3 separate regions of the Homo sapiens genome follow, and regions 2 and 3 are each linked to region 1. A link is a contact called in ENCODE Hi-C or POLR2A ChIA-PET data. All regions are on one chromosome and are shown on one strand. The core of a region is the stretch at or near the end of the contact, and the rest is flanking DNA. Distances in the headings are between cores, read along the strand shown.

Evidence for each region. A loop is a pair of places that touch in the nucleus more often than their neighbours do. ChIA-PET counts read pairs that join two places held with the same protein, here RNA polymerase II (POLR2A). Pooled maps may share reads with other maps.
Region 2: a pooled map shows a loop between it and region 1 (4-fold over the local background). The contact joins the enhancer-like site here to the promoter of TFEB in region 1. A Hi-C loop is called at or near these places in 5 of 50 pooled maps. POLR2A ChIA-PET finds 5 or more read pairs at or near these places in 2 of 52 experiments (GM10248 and HEK293).
Region 3: a map of dorsolateral prefrontal cortex shows a loop between it and region 1 (3-fold over the local background). The contact joins the enhancer-like site here to the promoter of TFEB in region 1. A Hi-C loop is called at or near these places in 1 of 168 maps with a recorded cell type or tissue (dorsolateral prefrontal cortex) and 6 of 50 pooled maps. POLR2A ChIA-PET finds 5 or more read pairs at or near these places in 1 of 52 experiments (activated B cell).

The regions. Positions count from the first base shown.
Region 1 is chr6:41,733,105-41,736,867 of GRCh38, forward strand. It overlaps TFEB (transcription factor EB), which reads right to left and starts at 2,504. Exons shown (of 9, transcript NM_001271944.2): 1 at 2,246-2,504. PGC (progastricsin) reads right to left here. Exons shown (of 9, transcript NM_002630.4): 9 at 3,607-3,763. The coding sequence ends at 3,748. MIR10398 (microRNA 10398) reads right to left here and starts at 506; the gene lies at 450-506. RefSeq lists enhancers at 1-396, 293-402 and silencers at 1,053-1,492, 1,623-2,152, 2,193-2,662.
Region 2 is chr6:41,450,182-41,454,524 of GRCh38, forward strand. It overlaps LOC112267957 (a long non-coding RNA gene), which reads right to left. Exons shown (of 3, transcript XR_002956346.2): 3 at 2,708-3,139. Among named protein-coding and RNA genes, the nearest start is that of LINC01276, 50 kb to the right of the region's middle. RefSeq lists an enhancer at 1-2,712. Within about 2 kb of position 1,513, at least 10 of the 41 ENCODE cell types and tissues checked have a DNase peak (open chromatin) inside an H3K27ac peak, as active enhancers do.
Region 3 is chr6:41,425,979-41,430,253 of GRCh38, forward strand. No RefSeq gene overlaps it. Among named protein-coding and RNA genes, the nearest start is that of LINC01276, 74 kb to the right of the region's middle. RefSeq lists enhancers at 619-698, 3,159-3,658 and silencers at 1,618-2,317, 2,348-2,417, 3,318-3,377. Within about 2 kb of position 1,898, at least 20 of the 41 ENCODE cell types and tissues checked have a DNase peak (open chromatin) inside an H3K27ac peak, as active enhancers do; they include dorsolateral prefrontal cortex, where a contact is called at or near this core.

The DNA.
Region 1 (3,763 bases), core at 1,254-3,753:
CTCAGGGCCAAGAGCTAGACCCTCAAAGGGCAGCCAGACTTGAGGGGTGGGAGTCCCCTTCCACCTACTTCTCAGCTTTCCAGAAACAGGCTGAGGAGGCCTGTGACAGCGCACGTGGGACCCTGGAAGGGCTCCTGCCTGCCCTGGCCCACTCCCTGCCCACCTCTGACTGTGAGTCACCAGGCCATTAGCCCGTAAAAGCCCAGTTGGCTCTCCCTAGATTCAGTGCCCACCTAGGGTGTCCCCTGCCCTATCCCCTGAACTCCTTCCAGGGCACCCGGAACCAAGATACCTGGGTCCCCATTTGGCTCCGTCTCCCAGAGCTGAGTTGAGGACAAAATAACCCTGCAGCTGTAACAAGCCTTGTAAATGGTAAGCACCATTGGCTTCCCTCGGGGAGAAGCAGAGCATGGAGTCACCCAAACAGCTCTGCCCTTCATTTACACCCTCTGGCTCCCAGCTCTCCGGGCCCCGCGGCCAGGAGGCAGACGGAGAGAAGGGAGCCAGGCGAGTTGCTCGTGGTCCTGGGGCTGGGGTCACCGGCATGGTGAAAGCATACCGTCAGGTTAGCAGGCAGGGACCTCAAGGCAGCTGACCCTTCCCTTCCTCTGCCTCTGCCTCTCCTGGCCGGCCAGGAACTATTGCTGGCTGTCCCTCCCCGGACAGTGAGCTCCCTGAGGGGAGGGCCTGAGGACTGTCTCCCAGTCGTGGCACCAAGAACTGCGTTCTAACCGAGCGCATCCGCATCTGTCCACCCAGAAGGAAACCAGAGACCAGCCTCCAACCTCATCCCCAGCTGCCCAACAGTGCCAGGTCTGGGCCAATGGAATCTCGGCCAGGGCGGGTGCAGGGGCCTGAGGCCACACCCCAGAGGTGTCACTGGGGGCCTGCATCCGTCTTGTCCCTTTCCCTGAGGGATGAAGCAGCCCCTCACTCGGGATGGGGGGAGGGCAGAGGATGGGAGCTGGGCAGTAATTAACCTGCACTTCCCCAGCGAGCTCTAAGCCAAAAACTGCGCTCAAGTTGAGTGCAGAAGCTCCGCGCTGAACCGTCCCCAGAACAGACAGGCGAGAGAACGACGGCTGGAGCTGAGGGGGGTTCGGGGGAAGGCGCAGCGGCCAGGGGCTGGCGGAGAGCGGAGGGCGGGGGCCTGGGCCCAGCGGGGTTCGCGCAGACAAGCCCCGCCCCGGGCTCCCTCCCTTCCTCACCCGGGGCGCGGGGCTGGGGCGCGCCAGGCGGCTGCGGCGCGAACCTGCTCGCGCAGCCCGGAGCAGCTCGGGGCAGCCGTGCGTGAAGCCGGAACCCCGCGCGGGGAGGGGGCCGAGCTGGCATCTGCCCGCTCCCTTCCAGGAGGCGAGCGGACGCGCTGGGCCAGAGCTGGTCGGGACAGCCCAGGGGTGGGCGGCACGGACTCGGGGGATCGGGGGGAAGGGGGCGTGTTTTCCGGGATTCGGGACCGAGACGGGGGGAGGGGGAAACTCGGGGGGCGGGCAGGCAGCTGGGAACCCGGGGGGAGGCAGACAACGGGGCGCACGGAGGGAGCGCTCCGGGGTTGGTGTTCCCCAGGGTCATAGAATAACCCACGGGGAGAAAGAGACTGCCCAGGGACTCGAGGGGACGGGGCCAGGGGCGGCTTCTTCAAGAGACCGAGCTGGAGGAAGGGACGGGAAGGGAGGGAGAGATGGTACTTCCACCCGCCCCCCCATCAGCCCAGCCCCCGGGGCGTGGCGCCGCTCTGGCCCTCCCACTCCCCCCGCTGGCCTGGCCAGACTCAGCCCCCGCACACCTCCCCTACCTCCGACCCCCTCTCAGGCATCGCCGGCCCCAGCCGTGTCCGGTGGAGGGGGAGTGGGCGCGGGGCCCGCGCGTCCCTCAAACTTCTTGCGAGTTCACCATCACGCCTCCCGCCCCTTCGACTCCCAGCTCCGGGCCGGGAAGGCCCATGCCCGCCCGGCCCCTCCCGCCCGGTTACATAAGGTCGCGGAGAAGCCGCCCCCGGCCCGCGCCTGAAGGGAGGGGCCGAGGGGGCTCCCGGCTCGGCGGGCAGCGCCGCTCGGGCCACGCGCTGGGCGCCCGGGGGCGGACGGACTGCGGGTGGGTGGCGGCGCGCACGGTCCTGCTTCCCTCTCCTGCCGGCATCCCCCACCCTCCCACCTGTCTCCGGGACCCACGGGATAGGGGCCAGGGAGCCTGGGTCGGGGGTCCCGGGCCCTCCTCGTGCCTCTCGCTCCCCGGTCCCGCTCACCTCGCTCTGAAGGTCAATCTGTCCGCCGCCCGCGCCCCGCGGCTCCGGCAACTTGTCGCAAGTTCGGGTGCCTGGCCCGCAAGCTGTGCCCGCCACCTGCTCCCGGCCTGCTCCGGCCCCGTGCCACCAGGGAGGCCCGCCCCGTCCGCCCTTCCCGCCGCCGTCGGCGCCGCGGCCGCTCCCTGCGTCCCGCCCGGGCCGCCGCCTCCGCTGTCACCGAGCCCCGCGCCCGGCGCCCGGGCTCCGGCTGTCACTCCACGCACACTTCCCTCCGCGCCCGGCAGAGGGCAGCACCCGCCCCGCCTCCCAGCCGCTCTGCCTCGGCGCCCACTGGGAAGCGTAGTTCTCGCTGCAGTCCCGCTAGGCACGCCGGGATTTGTAGTCCCGCTCAGCGGACTAAGGCTTACAGGGAAAGAGGCTCTTGACTTGGAACCTCTGATCCACTTCTACCTCTTTGCAAGTTTTCTTTCTCCTCTCAGTAAAGTCCCAAACCAGGGCTCACTAAGATACATTCTGTAGCCTGTCCGACCCCCTAAAAGGAACCTGCAGCCTGCTGTCCTTCGGCAGTCTAAGAAAGAGAGGGTCCCAGATGGTGTGCTGTTGCCATAGAAACTCCACCTGTGGCAAATTCCAGCTTCTCTTCAGGAGTAGGGTGCAGGACCTGGATCTTGCACTTTTATCCCTGCCCCGATCATAAGGGGCAAGGCCAGGGTGAGCCTGGCGAAGTACAGGGTAAAATATGACAGTAGAAGGCAGCCTGCCCCCATTATGGGTTCTACATTCACGCCCCACTCACCAGCCTGAGCTTGCTGTCATGTTGCTGGACAGAAATTGTCTGAGCTCCTTTCATGTCACCTTCCCTTGTTGGAAGTTCACAGGGTGCGGAGGCATCATTCTCTACTTTCTCCTCTTCCCCGCCCCTTTTTCCCTGTCTCCTCCCCCAGCCCCTCCCCTGCTTTTCTTCTCCTTCCCCTCCTCCTTTTCTTCCTCTCTCTCCTCCTTCCCCACATACAATGTTGCTCCTGGTTTCTGGATCTTTTGCTAAGAGGCTCCTGAGGAGGACAGGGATGAAGTCCAAAGGGACAAGATCCCTTGCTGAGTTGGTTCCAGCAAATAGGCTCGATTTCTCTGTGACTCAAGTAGGAACACTCTCCCCCGGCCCGCCACCCACCCACCCATGATGGCGCTACCACTGTCTTCCCTTTCCAGGGGAAAAGTATGAACTTTAAGCTCTGAGGGTTACAGAGCCCATCCCAAGCCATGCCTTAGGTCCCATTTCTCTTAGAATCACAGTGACCCACCAGGAAACCTTGTAGCCACTCAGGGAAAACTCCCTTCCAAAAACAACAGGATGACCAACATAAAGAAGAACTATTTATTATTAGAGAAAGTCCAGAGTCCAGAAAAAGAAGGCTGAATCCAGAGTGGAAAGACAGATACAATGCCCTAGGAGGGTGCAGGGTCAAGAGGAAGAGGGGAGCCCACGTGTCGAGGCAGCAAGTCTAGGCGGCAGTGGCA
Region 2 (4,343 bases), core at 263-2,762, 280 kb before region 1:
ATGGGTCAACAGTGTCCACCTCAAAGTGTTATTGAGATAATTAAATGAATGAATCTGTGTTAAGGGCTTAGAACAGCAGTGCTTAACATGTAGAGAGGGTCAGCAAATGTTAGGCATTATCATTGAATATTTCTGGGAGCCCATGAAGAGGAGTCATCCTTTTGACCTGGAAATCGGGCGGTCAACCATCCTAGCTTCCGGTGCTGAGCTTCAGACTTGCAATACTGAAACCAGGGCAGTCACAGGAAAACCAGGACAGTTGTTCACCCTGCCTGGAAGTTAGAACTGGGTCTCAAAGAGAAGGGATGTCCAAGCTAGGCACACACTAAGGAGGATGGGGACTTAGCTCTGCAGAAGGGGAATAACACACGGGAAAGTACGGAAAAAGGGATTCAGGCCCAGATCAGCCGTGAACTCCCTGAGTGATCCTGGGCTAGTCACGCTCCTTCTCTGAGACTCAGTTGTCCCATCTGTCATTTTATCGGAGACTGATTGCTCTCTGAGGATCCTTGCAGGTCCGCAACCAAAGGGGAATAGAGCCGCAGGAAGGGCCTGGTGGGAGGGCCCAGGGATCGCCCCACCTGTCCGCAGCATGCGCACATGCACACGGCAGCGCGCGCACACACACACACACACACACACATGCACTCACACAAAATGGTAGGCAAGGGAGAGGGGTCAGCCACACAGGATAAAGGAGACACTTGCCCACGTATAAAATCCCCTCTTTGGGGCCTACACAGGGCTAGATCATTAGGATTAACCAGAGAGAGCTGGGTTTAATTGTCAAAAGAGGCTTGCTGCTGGGGTGGGGGCCGAGCAAGATCTCTGAAGAGATGCAGAAATATTCCTGGGTAATAAAACATCCCCTTTTCAGTGTCGAAGTTAATGTTCCAAGCCTCGGGTAAAATGTGGCTTCTTATCAGCCAGTGCTTTCCCTAGAGAGGGCCGGGCAGCAGGCAGGGAAGCAGGGGAGCAGCTTGGGCTCCCCTCGCCCTTAGAGAGTGTGAGTGTGGGTGGCTTGGTGGTCAGAAGGCTAAGGCTCTTTCGAGAGGCTGAGCTCCCCTTGAGACCCCACCCCCACGCCATCTCCTGGACAGCCCAAGTGTGGGGCATACCACCTGCGTGTCAAGCTGTCTTTGAATCTGTTTCCCTCCCTCCTGCCTTTTCCACAGATGCTTATTCGTTCTGCCCTCTCCCCTCTCTCCATCGCTGTCTTCTTTCTCCTCCCTTTTCTCCCAGAGTGTTCTTTACACCTGTCTGCCCTGTCCCTTCTGCATGTGGCTGTATCGGTACCTGTGTTTGTGTCCGTCTGTCCTGCTGGGGCTCTGCCCCTGGAGCGGGGACAAGAGGCAGGAGGCCTCACATACTGTCTGGGAGCAACACTTACGCCCGCCCACTCATGCACCCCCGGGTGACTCTCCACAAGCAGGCGTGGGTAGGCAGAGGGCGGCTCGCTCAGGCCCTGGGATGCTGCCTGCACCCCTGCTTCGGCACCGGGCCCCAAACCCGCAGGCGTGTGCTGGCGGCACAACACAGTGACTCTGACAGGCCGCTGGTTTAAATATAGAGTTGCGTATGCAAGCTGGGGCTAATTTTAGCAGGAATGTGCTGGAAACTTTCTGAGGGCTCTGTTCTCTAGCTGTCTCCCTTGTGCTCATCGCTTGCGGCGGGAAGTAAACCTGCTGGTCCCCGCCGTTCCTCACCTTCCCACTTCTCCCTGCCAGTCACCCAGATGCTGGCCCTAGCCTTGTCTTCACAGGAGCCAAGCCCATGACTGAGGTTTTAAGTCCCCCCGCTCTCCTCTCTCCTGCCTTCCAGACCCACCCCTACCTACCCCAGTCTCTTCCACAAAGCCAAGGCCAGCCAGCCCTGGGGAAAAGGATCAGTCAAGCAGATTCTTCCTTCATCCGGTATCACCTCAGTGACACGTCCTGTCAGAGGACACACTTGCCTGCCTCACATATTGACATGATCCACCATTCACTGAGCAGCCCCTAGGATGGGGACTTAGCTCCGCAGAGGGAGGTAATACATGGAAAAGTATGGAACCAGGGCAGCAACCCTGGGGTAGGTCTGAGTCATGTCCCCACTAGACAGACCAGGCCACTGAGGCCCAGGAGAGTTCAAGGACTTGCCTCAGGTCATTTCACACCACACCACAGATCACCAAATACATTATGGAGTACATTTGTCTTTTAAATGAGAGCCCTGGGAGGAAGAGGTCATCATTAGCACAAAGGAAAGATTCTATAATGGTGGAACTCCAAGGACTATGATTCCAGATGAGCTCAGCTGCTTGAGGGAGGGATGGGGAAGCTCCTGTCTCTCTCTCACCCTTCCTGGGTCCCACTGCACCACCTGTGGGCCTCAGGCAATAGGCCACACTTCTGCACTATCAAACTCTTTTTTCTTTTCTTTTTTTTTTTGAGACAGAGTTTTACTCTTGTTGCCCAGGCTGGAGTGCAATGGTGCAGTCTGGCTCACTGAAACCTCCGTCTCCCGGGTTCAAGCGATTCTCCTGCCTCAGCCTCCTAAATAGCTGGGATTACAGGTGCCCACCACACCCGCTAACTTTTGCATTTTTAGTAGAGTGGGGGGTTCACCATGTTGGCCAGGCTGGTCTCAAACTCCTGACCTCAGGCGATCTGCCTGCCTTGGCCTCCCAAAGTGCTGAGATTACAGGCGTGAGCCACTGCGCCCAACCTTGAACTACCAAACTCTGCATTTATTTATCCTACTTATCCATTTGAGTAGCATTTATGGAGCACCTACTGTGTGCCCAGCACTCTTGCAGGTGTCCAGTTACAAAGAATGAGGCAAAGGGCAGGGCTTGGCTCTGAGGGCCTCCTGGGTTAGTTGGTGACAGGCACAAGCCTGGAGTAAACAATTAGCTGAATTCTCATTGGTAAGGATGAAAACAGGAGCTGGGGGAAGAGAGGAAAGAAAAAGTTGACACCCGGAAAGGGCTCCCCCCACCACCCACCACCCGCCACAAGAAACTCCAGAAGGCATCAACTCTTCCTCCCCAGGCTTCTCTGACTGTTCTCTCCAGCAGCTCCAGAAAAATGTCCTGTCTCTCCGCGGGGCTATGGAACTGCGCTGCGTGGTGGTTGTGTTTGAGTGCGAGGACATTTCCCTGTAATGAGGATGAGAATAGTTAACGAGGAGGGTGACACACTGTAGTTAGAGAGCAACAGATCTCTGGGGGGTGCCTGCCCGCCCCGCTGCAGGGACGCCAGCTCCTGGGGACCCTGACAGAAGCTGCAGGAGCCAGTCCAGCAGGCACCAGGCAAATGTCCAACTCTGGCTGCTGTCCCCAGCCCATCCCACTCAGAGGAGAGTGGCTTAGACTGGGGCCTGCGGGCCTTCAGCTCACATCTTGGCCTTGGGTTGTCGGAAAAGGGGACCCTAGGAAGGCGTGAAGGATGCATTTTAAATTACAGCCTCCCGACAATCCCTTTTCCTCCTTCACTTTTCTCCATAGCACTAAATTCCCTGTAATGTACAATATAATTTGCTTATTCATTTTTCTTACATCTGTCCCCCTGACGAAAATGAAATCTTCATGTTTCGTCTCCGGCCATTCCTCCAACAGCGCCTAGCCCAGAGTAGGTGTTCAAGAAAGATTGGCGCATGAACAAATACGTTTGAGCTTTGCTGTGCTGTGTGGACTCTTGGGACCCATCGGGCTAGAGATGGGTTCTTACGTGGCTGAAGTCTGCATCTGTGCGTATGTGTGGTGGGCGGGGAATGTCTGTGAGGTGTGTGTGTGTGTCTGTGTGTGAAATGTGTGTGTGTGAGGTGCGTGTGTATGTGAAGGGTATGTGTGAGTTGTACGACATGTCTGTGAGGTCTGTGTGTGAGGTGTGTGTGTGTGAAGTGTGTGAGGTGTGTACATGTCTGTGATGGGTATGTGCATAAGATGTGTGTGTCTGTGATGTGTGTCTGTGAGACGTGTGTGTGAGGTGTGTGTGTGAAATGTATATGTGTGAGGTATGTGTGTATCCATGAGGTGTGTGTCTGTGAGCCGTGTGTGTGAGGTATGTGTGAGGTGTGTGTCTATAAAGTATGTGTGTCTGTGAGGTATGCGTGTCTGTGAACTGTGTGTGCATCTGTGAGCTGTGTGTCCATGAGGTACGTGTATCCATGAGGTGTGTGTCTATGAGCTGTGTGCGTGAGGTGTGTGTCTATAAAGTGTGTGTGTGTGTATTCATGAGGTGTATGTCTGTGAGCTGTGTGTGAGAGTTGTGCGTCTATAAAGTCTGTGTGTGTGTATCCATGAGGTGTGTGTCTGTGAGCTGTGTGTGTGAGGTGTGTGTCTATAAAGTATGTGTGTGTGT
Region 3 (4,275 bases), core at 648-3,147, 310 kb before region 1:
ACAAGCTAGGAGGTGTTGCACTACTCTAGCAGGAGACGATGGTGGCTTGGAACAGTGAGCTCAGTGAGGAGGTGGTGAAGAGTAGCAAATTCTGGACATATTTTGAAGACAAAATAAACAAGATTTGCTAAGGCATTTGGATGAATGATGACAGAAAAAGAGAGGAGTTGAGAATAACTCCAAGATTTTCTTCCCCAGCAACTGGGAAGATGAAGCTGCCCTTTTCTGAGATGGAGAAGACTGACAGGTGGGGGACCGGGGTGGAGATCAGGATTTCCAAGTAGAACAAGTTGAGTTTGAGATGCCTGCTAGATATCCAGGTGAAGTAGGAAACTGGATTTATGGATCTGCAGGTCAGGAGCAAGATTAATAGTAGAGCTAAGAGAACAAAACCAAAATCTCACATCTCTCGACTCCCAACAGAGTTCTTTTCACAGTACGTAGAGTACTCTCCCGTGGGCTGGAGAATTTAAATACCTGCGCTCAAAACCTAAAACGCAAAGAGGAAATACGGTAACCCTGAGCGCACTACCCTAGCCCTAGCTCTAGCTCTAGCTCTAGCTCTACCAGCGCCAGAGCTGGAGGAGGTCAGAGGAGAGGGGCCGTACTGGAGGGGGCTGGCTATCTTGGGGAAGTTGGGTGAGGCCCGAGGGGGCCAAGGGCTCAGCATGCAACTGGGCCGGAGTGGGGGCTGCTGGGCTTAGGAGCGGATCTCCACCGAGGTCTGGGTTTCTTCTCTCGCAACGGTCTTGACTGTTTCCTTGAGCCACCGTCAGATATTTATTTAACCTCGCAGTTCAGCCTCCTGGGGGCCTGCAGGGAAGGGATGGAGGCAGGGCGGAGAAAGCTGGGGGAGAAGGGGAGCGAAAGAGGAAACATTTTCCTTTCCATGCGCAGGCCGAGCTCACGCATAGAGTCCCACCCAGGGCCCCCAGTCTTCTGGGGGCCAGCAGCCCCTTGGATTCCAAGTGTCAACGTGAGAATTCAGGAACCACGACAGTCTACCCATCTCTATTTAAGAACGGAGAAACCGAGGGGAGAGGTAACTCGCCCAAGGTCCCACGGCGAGTCCAGGGCGGCGCTAGACTCCCAGTCTCTGGGGTCTCTCCTCCATTCTAGCCCGTCAGATGAGCACCGGAGACCCTGTAGTGTCGGGGCTGGAGTCAGAGGACCTGAATTTTGTGCGAAGCCACAACATTTACCAGGCTTGTCATTGGGCTAGACACTTTGCCTCTCTGTGCCTCAGTTTCCTTGTCTGTAAAGGGCATCGCTCTTGCCCCTACCTTCCTTGGCTTGTTGCTGGACAAATAATGTTTTTTAAAAAAGCAATACCACCTGCCAATTGCTGAGCCCCAGTGAGCCTGGCACTGTCCTGGGCGCATCGTCCAAGACCTCCGTGTTCTCCCGGCTTTGTAAATCCCGCCGCTTCTCCAGCCAGTGAGAATGGGGGCTAAAGGGAGGGGTGGGGGGTGAGGCCAGAACCTGGCTGTCTAGCCAGAAAGAAGCCCCTCAGCGCAAAGCGGGGGCGCCTACCCCCAGGCCTAGGGGTCGGTGTCGGGGGCACTGGGAGAGGGGAAGCTGGGGGGTACGGGAGCGGAAGTCCCTGCTGGGAGGCCCAACTTCCCCTTCGCCCCTCCCCCCGGCCTGCCCCGGGGCAGGTGAAGAGGGGACCGGGCTCCGCTCCAGGTGGCGGGGCAGCGACGGGGGTGGGGAAAGGCCCGGCAACAATAGCACTTTTATTTGGGACTGTTTGGTTCTGAGCGGGTGGGCGGAGGAGGAGGCGGCCGACCCGGCTGCCAGGGAGGGGGCTGGTCAGCGGCATCTGGCTACACACCTGCTCCCGCTTAACCCTGTGCGCGCTGGGGCAGGGTGCGCAGCGCAGGGGCAGGGGGAGCGGGGGCGTTGGCAGCCAGCGCCGGGAGCGACGCAGGCTGCGTGCGGCCAGCCTCGGGGGCCCCGGGCCAGGTCTGGCGGTCTCGGAGAGAGCAAGAATGGGGCTCCCTAGTGGAGATCTGTCGAGGGGCACCACCAGGGCTAGCACTGTACCGCTACCGCTGGTGGTGGCTCTCGACCTGCGCTGGCCCCTTAGGGCTCCCTGGTCGGCCTCCAGCGCGCCAGGGCGGCTCGGGCGGGAGAGGGAAGGCGAGGGGTGGCTCCGGGGCCTCGGCGCTGACTCCCCGCCGCCTTCGGGGCGTTCCGGGAAGCCGGCCTTCCGGAGGCGGCGCGGCGGCCACGGCCATGCCAAGGGCGCGGGGCGCGGGCCAGGCCCAGCGGGCGGCCGCCAGGCGGGGGAGCTAACGCTGGGCGCGCCCTCGCGCACTAAACGCTTCCTGGCTGGCCCTGCAGGTGAGCCGGGATGCCCAGCACACCGGACCCTGGGCCTGGGCCTCGCCGACGCTCCTTGCCAGTCCGGCGCCCGGGAGGCCTAGCCCTCAGCTGCACCTGCCCGCGGAGGGACCCCCGCCCCCTCTACCCCACACCCCCACCCCAGGGCTGGCGCGCTTGCCTGCCGCACAATCGGAGCTTGTTTGTGGGCGGAGGAGCCGCGCCGGGTGCGGCGGCCCCGCGCCAGCCCACTGATCCCATAAAATATTATTTGTGTTTAAAAATTCCAGTAATTGGCTATGCAGCCGCTTTTTCCGAGCCCTGTGCCAAGCGCAGTAAAATCGCAGTCCGGCTGGGGTTATTTTCATCATGCAAATTCCCATTTCTGTAAACAGGGTTAAAGCCCCTGGAAGGGGCCGGGCTAGAACCAGAGGAGGAAAGCAGAGGGACAGATGTGTTCTCAGACTCTGGGAGTTGCTCAAACCCGGCCTCCGCTCCTGTGATCACCCGGCTGATTAGGGAGTGTTATTCAGATAATTCACCCAAACGCTTTCCCTTGCAGACCAGTGCCTGGACTCTACTGGTAAAATCTTTCCTTTCCTTAACTTTCTTCTCTTTCCCCATCCGATTATCTTACACCATTAAATCATGGAAATAAAATTCTTATCGCCTCCGTTATCACAGGAGCAAACTGAGGCCCAGAGAGGGGAAGAGACTTGCCTTAGGTCACACAGCAACTTTGTGCTGGAGCCCAGGCTAGGTTGCCTAACTGCGCAGCCATCGGCACTGGTGCAGGGCTTGGAAGAGGAGGATGCTGGAGCAGGTCCCAGTGCAGCTAGGGCAGCAGAAGGTCCCAGCTCTGGGCTCTGGGATGCTGTGGACACCCACCATAAGTCTTCCCCTGGGGGAAGACTCCCTCCCCCTCCAAACATACCCACTTCCTGTCCCTGCAGCCGCCTGGAAAGGAGGAGGAGGGAGTCCCTGCCAGAGCCTTGGAAACCCTGAGTAATGGACAGGGGAGCCTCTGCCCTGCTCCACCCAGTGATGGCTGCTGTCTGCGGCAGGGAGCCACTAAGAAGAGGAACCACACACGTGGGAGGCACAGATTTTTTAAATAGAGGCAGAACTGGAGCCCAGATTCTGAAGCTGAAAGGAGAGCTGGGGCTCCCAAAAGAGTAAATAATAATATATTATTTGTAACATAATATAGTACTACAAATAATATATTATTTCTGAATTGTATTGAGTACCTAGTATGTGCCAGACACTACTTCACAATTTGTCTCATTTGACTCCCACAAGCCTAGGAAGTTGGGCATAATATTATAAATATTATACCCACTTTCCAGATTGACGATACTGAGGCTCCAGGAGATTACGTTCCTTGCCCAAGATTGAATTTCTCCAGGGATTTCTGTGAATGAAAGACCACTAGGTTTCCTTCTGTCCCTCAACGACCTCAGGTTTTCCTACCAGCCAAGCCTCCTTCCTCCCTCCACGTCCCCCTGCAGTCCTGTGTGCAGGCCACTTTCTTGCCCTTGTTCCTCCTCCCTCCTATACTCAATCTTCCCTCTCCCCTCTCCCTCTTCAAACCACAGGCTCTCCAGCCCCTGCGGCTGAGGGATCTCTTGCTAGACAAGCCTCTTGTGATGCTGCACTCCACCACCCACAACGGTGGCGAGAAGGAAAGCAGCAGCAACAATAACAAAAACAGCTTCTTTTTCTCAATGAGGTTGTGTGCTTAGTAGTGCCTCCTCCGTGCCCATCCAAAGACACACACACACCCCGAAAACAGAGTCCAGGTTGTGCTTCAGTAGAAGGAAGGCATCTCCAGGGGCCTGGGATTCTTTCACAGCCAAGTGGGCGGCTGTGTGGGGCACTGAGTTTCCCGTCACTGCCAGTGTCCCAGCACAGCCTGGAGACTCCCAGCCCATGGTGCTGCCAATGAAA